2 separate regions of the Homo sapiens genome follow, and region 1 is linked to region 2. Evidence: chromatin contacts called from ENCODE Hi-C or POLR2A ChIA-PET data. All regions are on one chromosome and are shown on one strand. The core of a region is the stretch at or near the end of the contact, and the rest is flanking DNA. Distances in the headings are between cores, read along the strand shown. Region 1 holds the start of DPH7 (diphthamide biosynthesis 7). Region 2 overlaps PNPLA7 (patatin like domain 7, lysophospholipase).

Region 1 (5,724 bases), core at 117-2,616, 62 kb after region 2:
CGGTGGAGGAATACTGACCTGAATACACAATTTCTGGATGCCAGTAATTGAAAGCAGCAATCCAGGCCTCGAATTGATGTGCCTGCCATGAGGCCACTTTCTGCAGCCTGGGCCTCGTCTCATTCACCATCAGGAGGTGGAGCTGCCCTGTGGAGTCACTGCTGATGATCTTCAAGGGCTGGTCCCCGGCCCTAGACACAGGGAACCCATGAAGAAGCCCGGCAGAATGTTATTCGTCAGCCTCTTCTGGTTCCCAAACAAGTCCTGAGAGACGGTCTCCACAGCCCTGGGATGCGGATATGCCCCTTAAGAGACTGGCGGCTAAGATCACAACCACTGCTAAGCTTGTCAAAGACACCAGTGTCGACTTCTCTAGGTAAAAACACTATCGCTATGTATCTAAAATGGGGGACCTTTTTTTCATAATAGGACTGGCAGTGATGATGTCAGGGCTGAGGAGCACAGTCGCAGCTCGCTGAAGGTGGCTGGAGCCCTCTAGCCTGAAAAGTGGAAGTGGTTCTCAGAGAAAGACTCAGGACCCCTGACCAAGCCTGGCCCTTACCTTCCAGTTTTCCCAGTGGACCAATCTAGGGACAAAGCCAGACACTGCTCCTCCAGGGCAAGGCTGGACAATGGCTCCAGCACGTGGCTCTTCTACTGGAGAAGAAGAAACTCCATCAAAGGGAAGTAGCCGCCCCAGAACCCCCAAAAGACTTTTCCTCTCCTGCAGGGAAGTCATCGTTCCCTCATTTACAACCTATGCGAATGAAGTACATCAGTCACTGAGTCACACCTCCACCTAACACTGAAACCCCTGCTAGGGGCCCCGAGAAGACCTGGGGACACTGGAGCTCACACTCCTCACACTTGCAGGACAACTTTCCCACAGGCTTGATCTTGGGGCATGGTCTCCCTCCCTTTCACACCCCCTTGCCATCCTTGCGCTCCTAGATGCTGTCGAGATGCCTGTGCAGGCTCCAGACCACAGTGGCACACACAGTTTCCCACCCCAGGCCTCCAGGGCCACTGGAACACTCGCCTCCCGAGACAGAGACAATGGGGAAACTCCTCTGGTTTCCACTTCAGAAGCCGCGAGCAGCCATGAGAACGTGGTTGCTCTTTATGCAGATCTATATAAATTTCATTTCCTAAACAGCCTGGCCAGTGCTTAACTCCATCCCTGCTCCCAGCAGGCTGCTGTACCAAAGCCCTTTCCTGGGTTCATGCACTCCTCCCTTGGGCCCACAGCTTTCCTGTGGCTGCTCTTTCCCTCCTTTCTAAGACAGGGCAACTGCTCTAAGCTGCCTTAAGCAAGGCCTTTTCCTACACAGGCCCTCGGTTGGCCCAGCCCCGCCTGCAGCATCTGCATCGGAGTGAGGGCGTGGTTTCAGGCTGTTTACATCACCCCACTACGGGACATCCCCGTTCTCCTCCCCGACAGCTATCAGATGAAGTCACTTTGTTAATGCATGGCTCCAGAGCACTGTGAGAAACTCGGAAAAATTCACACAGGACTCACGTGCTTTTCCAATAATCAGTGAGAAATGCCATCTTCACACAGGATGCTCACTGCTACTCTGGGCCCCAGCATCAACCTAAGAATGCTTGCCCAGGCTCTCCTTAGAGAACTTTCAGATCCACTGACAGGTCAATGAACATCCTGTCACTTCAGCCCTTCTGCTGGTGACACATGAGGTGACTTCCTCTTGGAGTTGGATGTAGAACGCAATACAACTTAAAAATAGACTCCACATTATCTTAGAACGTTTATATATAGCTCACCATTGAAGAGAGATCGTTTTAGAAAAATGTCTGTATCAGCACAGCCTCCTCCCCAACCCTCTCTATTCAGGTCCCTTCTGCCCCACAGAACAAGTGCAAGTCACTGACCTCAGATTCCACCAGGCGGAGCAGTTGTATGGATCCACTGGCATCTGCCAAGCCCAAGAGGGCATGTCCAGCCACCGGGATGTGACACCTGAGGAGAGGGCCCACCATAAGCACACCAATGTGCCCGGAGCACAGGCGTGCACTGTGCGTCCCGGTAACCACAGTCACGCTTCCCTTAACAACGGGGCTGCAGTCCACGCAAACCCAGCTGGGACATCCTACTACACACCTTGATTATATGGTATGGCCCACTGCTCCTATGCCACAAACCTTACAGCATGTTACTGCAGGCAAGTGTGACACAACAGGAAGTGGTTGTATATCTAAACATAGAAAAGATACAGTAAGAATACAATATAAAGGATAAAAAACAGGTGGCCGGGCATGGTGGCTCACACTTGTAACCCCAACACTTTGGGAAGCTGAGGTAGGAGGATGACTTGAGGTAAGGAGTTCGAAACCAGCCTGAGCAACATAGCAAGACCCTGTTTCTACAAACTAACAAACAAACAAAAATGAGGTGTGGTAAGGCCAGGCGTCGTGGCTCACGCCTGTAATCCCAGCACGTTGGGAGGCTGAGGCGGGTGGATCACGAGGTCAGGAGATCAAGACCATCCTAATAACATGGTGAAACCACGTCTCTACTAAAAATACAAAAAAATAAGCCGGGTGTGGTGGCGGGCGCCTGTAGACCGAGCTCTTAGGGAGGCTGACGCAGGAGAATGGCGTGAACTCAGGAGGCGGAGCTTGCAGTGAGCCGAGACCGCGCCACTGCACTCTAGCCCGGGCGACAGAGCGAGACTCCGTCTCAAAAAAAAAAAAAAGAGGCATGGTGGCATCTACCTGAAGTCTGAAGTCTCAGCTACTCGAGAGGCTGAGACAGAGAATTGCTTGAGCCCAGGAGTTCAAGGCTGCAGTGAGCTATGATCACGTGACTGCATTCCAGCCTGGGCAACGGAACAAAACCCTGCCTCAAAAAAAAAAAAATTAAAAAGGATAAAAACTGGTACACCTGTATAGGGCATCTCCATTACGTTAAGGCACCACCATGGTATACGTGCTCCATTGTTGACCAAAACATAATTATGCCACACACCACTGCATTTAAATCTCAGCTCCAAAAGTGGGCTAGAGCCTACAACTGTGTTCTCAAACAAAAGACGCCCCAGGTTATGAAGTCAGAAAACTCCCATCACTTCCCCGGCTGGAACATGACAAAGGAAATAAGCCCCAGGTAAAGCACTCCCCAGGTGGAAGATAGGCGGGACAGCAAAGAAACAAATCCAAAGTTGAGATGCAATGCCTGTCTTGTTGAAGGCATCAGGCATCAGGCTTCCCTGATTGCTACTCATGACAAATTCTACACCCAGTGGGATTATCACAGTTATACCATTTCATGTCCAGGATTGCAGAAGTATCTTTTCTTTGGACCTCGACCAGAGGGTGAATAGAGTTGTTGTCATTGAAACTGTACAGGAAGAGACGGCCTAAACGGACCTGAGGCTCCTTAACTTCCATTCCACCCTACAAAAAATGCAGAGGTAGTCTCTGATTATCCCAAGACACGAAGGAACCCAAAGGATGGGAAAAGGGATCCAAGGAACTCAAAGGTTTGCCATGACTAAAGGAGTGGAATTCTGCCTGGAAGGAGAACCTCTGGTTTTCTGAGCTGGAGAAACGTCTATTAATGAGTAGGTGAACACTCCTGGACCCAGTAGAGAAGGCTCCTTCTAAACCGGCCAACAGGGACCAGCTATGGCTAGGGTAACCACAGAACCCAGTTTGCCTGGGACAGTCCTGACTTACGCCTGTTGTTCCAGTGCCCAATTTGGATCCTAATATGTACCCACCAGAAGTTAAGATATAATTCCCACTTTCTCTTTACTGTACATTCCACCCATTCCCTTGGGCCACACCTGTATATAGAAGACGTTCTGCTCTCAAGATTTTAAAGTTGGCCGGGGGCGGTGGCTCGTGCCTGTGGTGCCAGCTACTCAGGGGGTTGAGGCGGGAGGATGCCCTGAGCCCTGGAGTCCGAGGCTGCACTCCAGCCTGGGTGACAGTGCAAGACCTTGTCTCAGAAAAAAGTAATTTCTTTTTTTTGAGATGTAGTCTTGCTGTATCGCCCAGGCTGGAATGCAGTGGTGCGATCTCGGCTCACTGCAAGCTCTGCCTCCCGGGTTCACGCCATTCTCCTGCCTCAGCCTCCCGAGTGGCTGGGACTACAGGCGCCGCCACCACGCCCGGCTAATTGTTTTGTATTTTTTTAGTAGAGACGGGGTTTCACCATGTTAGCCAGGATGGTCTCGATCTCCTGACCTCGTGATCCGTCCGCCTCGGCCTCCCAAAGTGCTGGGATTACAGGCGTGAGCCACTGCGCCCGGCCGAGAACAATTTTTTTAAAAAGATTCTAAACTGTTTCCAGCCTACCTCCTGGCCAAAGGGCCAATATCCCCTCTTCATCTCCTGGGCGATTCGGTGCGCCTTTCGGCCTCAACCTCGTGGCCGGCCCCGCCCTCCCCTCCCGAAGCCGCGGCGCGCGCACCTTGTTCTGGGGGCCGGCAGGCCGGTCCTCCGGCCGCCGCAGCTGGTAGGTCCCGCACGCCAGCAGGTGCCTGCAGCCTTGCAGCGGGCACCACTCCACCGAGTCCGCGGTCAGCTCGGTGTCCACCGTTTGCAGGGCGAAACAGCCCATCATCCAGCCCTCGGGGAAGGGCGCGGAGCCGGCAGTAGAGGCGGGTCGGCGGGGCCGGGCTGGGTACTGCGCGGGGCGGCGAGGCCGGGGCCGGCCGGACGAGCGCAGAGCCCCAGGGACACCGTCAGCGCGGGCCGCCTCTCTCGCGACTCCTTCCGGGGTGCCGGGGCGGGACATCCGGCAGGGCCTTGGCCTCCGTGGACGCCCCTGGGAAGCCAGGCTCCCACGCCCCCTGTCGGCCGGCTGACCGCGGCGGGCTTCAGGCGTCAGACGCGCTGCTCCCTGCGGGGCCGTAGAGACCGAAGGCTTCGGGAAATCCGCTCCTCCACAAAGCAGGTTTGGAGACGGCAAGTTAGTGACAGAGCCGTAGGTTTGAAGCCGCCTCTGCAAAATTTCTATCACTGAGAAAAACCCCAACAGCGAGCTGCGGTAGCGCACCCCGTGGCGCCCTCCCGGTTACTCCTGGCCATCGGGCCGCGCTGACTTAACATTTAGGCTGCAGTTTCCATGACAGGCCTTGCCCCGGAATCAACGCCTTCGTAAAGCTGATGAGGAGCCCGCGCCCCACTAAGCCCAGCACCCCGAGGCCGCAGGCGCGCTCTGCCTGCCTCCTGTGAACCCGCCATGGCGGAGCTGCCCCTCAGAGACCGCCTTCCAGGGTCTTTGCTTGTCTGACACCCGTGGCTGCATCAGGACCCCCCAGAAGCGGCTCAGCAGGTGGACGGCTCCGACCCCTATGATTATCAGCACCAGTCGCCTGGCCGCCGCCCCCCTCCCCCAAAACTGCCTTTGAAAAAACCCCTAACCTAGGAGCTTTGGACAAGATGATCTGAGGACGAACTCCATCTCACATGTGGCCTGGCCGGCCCGTGTCTATTAATTTTTTTGTTTTTTTTTTTTGAGACGGAGTCTTGCTCTGTCACCCAGGCTGGAGTGCAGTGGCGCGATCTCAGTTCACTGCAAGCTCCGCCTCCCGGGTTTAAGCCATTCTCCTGCCTCAGCCTCCCCAGTAGCTGGGACTACAGGCGCGCATCACCACGCCCAGCTAATTTTTTGTATTTTTAGTAGAGACGGGGTTTCACCGTGTTAGCCAGGATGGTCTCGATCTTCTGACCTCGTGATCCACCCGCCTCGGCCTC
Region 2 (5,579 bases), core at 2,130-4,629:
CCAGACATTCGGGGCCACTACAGGTCTCTGCACATTGGTGGTAGTGGTCCCCCGGGCCCAGCTGCCTTTTCTCTTATCTCTTTGTCTTGTGTCTTTATTTCTACACTCTCTCATCGCCGCACACAGGGAGAGACCCACTGACCCTGTGGGGCTGGTCCCTACAGGTGTCAGTGCCTGAAACGCCACCAGGCAGTGCCCCCGTGTGGGCGGAAAGTCACCCAGGTGCCGAGGCATGAGACTGAAGGCACAAGCTGTTCCAATATAATCAAGAAAATAGTTAGGATAAGAGAAAGTTATATTCGAAATAGGATATAGAGATGAATGTATATGGATATTATCAATCATTAGTTTTCTGTATTAACCTTTGTATGATTATTATAACCAAAGAAAAACCAGGCCACACAGAGTTAGGAGCTGAAGGGACATTGTGAGAAGCAACCAGAAGACAAGAGTGTGAGCTCTCTGTCACGCCCAGATAAGGGCCGCTTGAGGGCTCCTTGGTCTAGCGGTAGTGCCAGTGCCTGGGAAGGCACCCGTTACTTAGTGGACCTTGGTCTGGCGGTAGCACCAGCGCCTGGGAAGGCACCCGTTACTTAGTGGACCTTGGTCTGGCGGTAGCGCCAGCGCCTGGGAAGGCACCCGTTACTTAGTGGACCTTGGCCTGGTGGTAGCGCCAGCACCTGGGAAGGCACCCGTTACTCAGCAGACCTTGGCCTGGCGGTAGCGCCAGTGCCTGGGAAGGCACCCGTTACTTAGTGGACCTTGGCCTGGTGGTAGCGCCAGCGCCTGGGAAGGTACCCGTTACTCAGCAGACCTTGGCCTGGCGGTAGCGCCAGCGCCTGGGAAGGCACCCGTTACTCAGCAGACCTTGGTCTGGCGGTAGCACCAGCACCTGGGAAGGCACCCGTTACTTAGTGGACCTTGGCCTGGCGGTAGCGCCAGCGCCTGGAAGGCACCCATTACTTAGCAGACCAGGAAAGGGAGTCTCCCTTTCCCTGGGAGAGTTAGCGAGCACTCTGCTCCACCAGTTCTTGTGGGGGGCCTGACATTCCCCAGGCCTGCCCGCAGTCATTGGAGGCTTCAACGTCTCCCTGTGGTGCTGTGCTTCAGTGGTCACGCTCCTTGTCCGCTTTCATATTCCGCCTGTACACCTGCTGCTTCTCTTAAGTTCTTAGAAGATAGCAGTAGCAGAATTAGCGAAAGTATTAGAGTCTTTGATCTCTCTGATAAGTGCATAGAAGAAATGCTAACGTCTGCTGTCCTCCCTCTCTGCTTCAGCTACCACAAAGGGAAAGGCCCCCTGTCACGTGGACAGGTGACTTGCTTGTCCTTATCAATCACTTGAGATGACTCACACTCCTTACCCTGCCCCCTTGCCTTGTATACAATAAATAGCAGTGCGTCCAGGCCTTCAGGGCCACTACCGGACTCTGCGCACTGGTGGTAGTGGCCTCTGGGCCCAGCTGTCTTTCCTACTATCTCTTAGTCTCGTGTCTTATTTTACTACAATCTCTCGTCTTTGCACATGAAGAGAAAACTCACAAGGCCCTGTAGGGCTGGACCCTACACCCCTGAGCCAAGCACACGTGACTCCATGACCCAGCAGCCCCAACAGAAATGTGTACACGCTCGTGCAGTGGACGCACAGACGTAAACATTCACACGGCGAAGCCTGCACCACCACGAGAAGGTGGGGAGGCTTCTCCACATGACGGCATGGATGGACCTCCCCACGGGACGTGGAGCAGGGAAGCCAAACACAAACGCACACCACACGGCTCCACTTCTGAAAAGGAAAACAGGCCAACCTCACCTCGGCTGGCAGCCATCGGGACGGCAGGCAGCCGTGGTGGGGAGCAGGTTTTACAACCAGACATGGCTGCTGGTGGTAACAAGAGGAGCATGAACGGGGCTTGCAGGGGCTAATTTATGTTTCTTTACCTGGTTCACAAGTGAGTTCAGTTTATGGAGTCATCAAACCGTCCACCTGCAATGTGCGTCCTGCATGCGCATTATACAACCATCACTAGTTAATAAACAAACAACAACTGGGCCAGGTGCTGTGGCTCATGCCTGTTTCCCAACAGTTTGGGAGGCTGAGGCAGGAGGATCACTTGAGCCCAGGAGTTCGAAACCAGCCTGGGTAACATGGCAAGACACCCTCTCTACAGGAAACAAGAAAAATAAAAAGAAAATACAAAAAAAAAAAATGCCAAGTGCAGTGGTGTGCCTGTACTCCCAACTACTCAGGAGGCTGAGGTGGGAAGATCACTTGAGCCCAGAGGGTTGAGGCCGCAGTGTGCCATGATCTCACCACTGCACTCTAGCCTGGGCCACAGAACGAGCCTCTGTCTGAAAAAAAAAAAAAAAGCTGTTACTTAAACAAAAAAATCCATGTAGATTCAGATACCTGATGCCCGATGGCACAAAAAAAGCAAGAGAGAGATGACAGATTGTTTTATTAATGGTGTTGGGTAAATTATCACCATAAAGAGTAAGGAAAAGATGAATTTCTTCCCTCATTCTTGCAGTATAAACTACAGATAAATGAAAGACCTCTATGTGAAAGGCAAAACTAAAAGCTAATAAAAATAGTCTTTGAGGCCGGGTGCGGTGGCTCAGCCTGTAATCCCAGCACTTTGGGAGGCTGAGGTGGGCGGATCACCTGAGGTTGGGAGTTTGAGACCAGCCTGGCCAACATGGGGAAACCCCGTCTCTACTAAAAATACAAAATTAGCCAGTTGTGGTGACACCTGCCTAAAATAGGCTGAGGCAGGAGAATCACTTGGACCTGGGAGGCAGAAGTTGCGGTGAGCTGAGATCACACCATTGCACTCCAGCCTGGGCAACAAGAGTGAAACTCTGTCACAAAAAAAAAAAAAATTAAAAAACAGAAATAAATAAAATAGTCTTTGGAAAATTTATTTATGACTCAGGAATAAGGAAAGAATAAATAAGACCCAAAACACAAATCACAGGTGCCAAGGCAAAAAGCTGGCTTTCCACAAAAGAACATCAGGGTCCCTGTTGCGTGAAGGTCCCGTGGCGGCATTTTCCAGCCCATGGACAAGAGGGAAGAGAATCTCCAACAACTGAAACTAATGAGACAAGAGGGAAAAGAATCTCCAAAAAAAACTAAGGAGACAATGGGGAAGAGAATCTCCAAAAGTGAAACTAACCAGGGACCTCTACCTACAGCACATAAAGAATCAACACAAATCAACCAAACTCCAGAATCCTGCAGAAAGTGGGCAGAGAATACGACCAGACAATCTGAGAGGGACGCCCAGATGGAACCGAATACAGCAGGAGCCAATGAGCTTGCCGGTGACCTGCGGGTGGCAGACGGCAGAGGGGGCAGGTCTGCGGCAGGAGCACGGCTGCACTGCCGGGCAGGATGGACTTGGAGGCTGCCCTGAAAATGCCCTGGGCCCTGTGGCTGGGCTGTGGGCGGGTCACCTGACTGTTGAGGTGCCCGGGCCCTGTGGCCGGGCTGCGGGCGGGTCACCCGGATGTTGAGGTGCCCGGGCCCTGTGGCTGGGCTGCGGGCGTGTCACCCGGCTGTTGAGGTGCCCGGGCCCTGTGGCTGGGCTGCAGGCGGGTCACTCGGATGTTGATGTGCCCGGGCCCTGTGGCTGGGCTGTGGGTGGGTCACCTGGCTGTTGAGATGCCCGGGCCCTGTGGCCGGGCTGTGGGCGGGTCACCTGACTGTTGAGGTGCCCGGGCCCCGTGGCCGGGCTGCGGGCGGGTCACCCGGATGTTGAGGTGCCTGGGCCCTGTGGCTGGGCTGCAGGCGGGTCACTCGGATGTTGATGTGCCGGGGCCCTGTGGCTGGGCTGTGGGTGGGTCACCTGGCTGTTGAGATGCCCGGGCCCTGTGGCCGGGTCACCTGACTGTTGAGGTGCCCGGGCCCTGTGGCTGGGCTGCGGGCGGGTCACCCGGATGTTGAGGTGCCCGGGCCCTGTGGCCGGGCTGTGGGCGGGTCACCCGGCTGTTGAGGTGCCCGGGCCCTGTGGCTGGGCTGCGGGCGGGTCACCCGGATGTTGAGGTGCCTGGGCCCTGTGGCTGGGCTGCAGGCGGGTCACTCGGATGTTGATGTGCCCGGGCCCTGTGGCTGGGCTGTGGGTGGGTCACCTGGCTGTTGAGATGCCCGGGCCCTGTGGCCGGGCTGCAGGTGGGTCACCTGACTGTTGAGGTGCCCGGGCCCTGTGGCTGGGCTGCGGGCGGGTCACCTGGATGTTGAGGTGCCTGGGCCCTGTGGCTGGGCTGCAGGCGGGTCACTCGGATGTTGATGTGCCCGGGCCCTGTGGCTGGGCTGTGGGCGGGTCACCCGGCTGTTGAGGTTTTGCTACACATCAGTTACAGCAAAGGTCCCTGCGGGGAGGCACACGTCAGCAGGGCTGGGGAAGGAAGGGAGGCTTGCTAGAGACCCGGGACACAAGGCAGGAGAGGGACCATGCAGGGAGGGCGGGAAGGGCCGAGCACATGGCTCTGCGGGGCATCTGGTGGCACCGGCCCAGCCCTGGCGGTGGTGGGGGTGAGACAGGGCAGGCACGCAGAGGAGCACACCAGGGTGTTCTGGGCGGCAGGACGGCCACCAAGCCTCGACCCTAGAGCCAGAGGACAGGCACAGGCCCCCCTGGGCACGTGGGGCTCTAGTGGAGGGTGCCCGCCTCGGCGGCGATGCTGGGCATCAGTGCAGCTCAGCCTGGGTCTCAGATGCCGAGGGCCTGTGGGTCACACTGGCTGGGCAGCCGTCGAGGTTCTTTACCTTGTGGGGCCGAAGGGTCAGGGTCACCTGCCCCGGGCTTCTCCAGCTCCTCCAAGATCTGTTTGCGAATGGAAGGCGCGGGGACGGAGTGGCTCCTCTTCAGCAGGGGCCCAGCAGCTGCCGGGCGGCCGCCCCCGTGATCTGCTGGGGAGGCAGCCGTAAGCAACCTTGTTTGCACGCACTCCCTGGTGTCTGGTGCAGCCCATTCGGGGCCACGCAGGGAGCAGGGTCCCCACAGTGCCCTGCGCACCTGAACGCGCTCTGGACCAGCCCACCGGCCACCAGGCCTCTGCATCTGCCGGGCCAGCAGGTGAGTGCAAGCGAGTGCCGGCCTCTGACTAGCCCTGGCCCCTCCCCGCCCAATCCCGCCTCCCACATCCCCCTCCTCCCAATCTCCCTCCCCACCCCATCCCCCTTCCCCCAAATCCCCCCTCCCCCCTCAATCCCTCTCCCCCAAATGCCCCCTCCCCCCAATCCCTCTCCCCCAAATGCCCCCTCCCCACCTCAACCCCCTCCCCCCAAATCCCCCCTCCCCACCCCAATGCCCCTCCCCCAAATCCACCCTCCCCACCTCAATCCCCCCTCCCCCAAATCCTCCCTCCCTACCCCAACCCCCTCCCCCAAATCCTCCCTACCTACCCCAACCCCCCATTCCCCGAAATCCCCCTCCCCACCCCAATCCCTCCTCCCCACCCCTTCCACCCCTACCCCAATCCCCCATGCGCCCCACCCCCATCCCTAACCTAACCCCCTGCCCCATTCCGAGGCCTTGCTGCCCTGATTGTCCTGCTGTGGGCCAAGTGCCTTG

What was found. A loop is a pair of places that touch in the nucleus more often than their neighbours do. ChIA-PET counts read pairs that join two places held with the same protein, here RNA polymerase II (POLR2A). Pooled maps may share reads with other maps.
Region 1: a loop to region 2 is called in a pooled map, with 2.8 times the contacts of the local background. The contact joins two enhancer-like sites. A Hi-C loop is called at or near these places in 1 of 168 maps with a recorded cell type or tissue (breast epithelium) and 1 of 50 pooled maps. POLR2A ChIA-PET finds 5 or more read pairs at or near these places in 2 of 52 experiments (CD4-positive, alpha-beta T cell and activated CD4-positive, alpha-beta T cell).

What each region holds. Positions count from the first base shown.
Region 1 is chr9:137,574,190-137,579,913 of GRCh38, forward strand. DPH7 (diphthamide biosynthesis 7) reads right to left here and starts at 4,736. Exons shown (of 9, transcript NM_138778.5): 1 at 4,436-4,736; 2 at 3,281-3,414; 3 at 1,891-1,978; 4 at 563-654; 5 at 19-191. The coding sequence starts at 4,588. RefSeq lists enhancers at 1,248-1,542, 1,472-2,281, 5,016-5,724, 5,082-5,141 and a silencer at 4,422-4,831. Within about 2 kb of position 1,367, at least 2 of the 41 ENCODE cell types and tissues checked have a DNase peak (open chromatin) inside an H3K27ac peak, as active enhancers do.
Region 2 is chr9:137,510,608-137,516,186 of GRCh38, forward strand. It overlaps PNPLA7 (patatin like domain 7, lysophospholipase), which reads right to left. Exons shown (of 35, transcript NM_001098537.3): 12 at 4,772-4,912. Among named protein-coding and RNA genes, the nearest start is that of PNPLA7, 37 kb to the right of the region's middle. Within about 2 kb of position 3,380, at least 3 of the 41 ENCODE cell types and tissues checked have a DNase peak (open chromatin) inside an H3K27ac peak, as active enhancers do.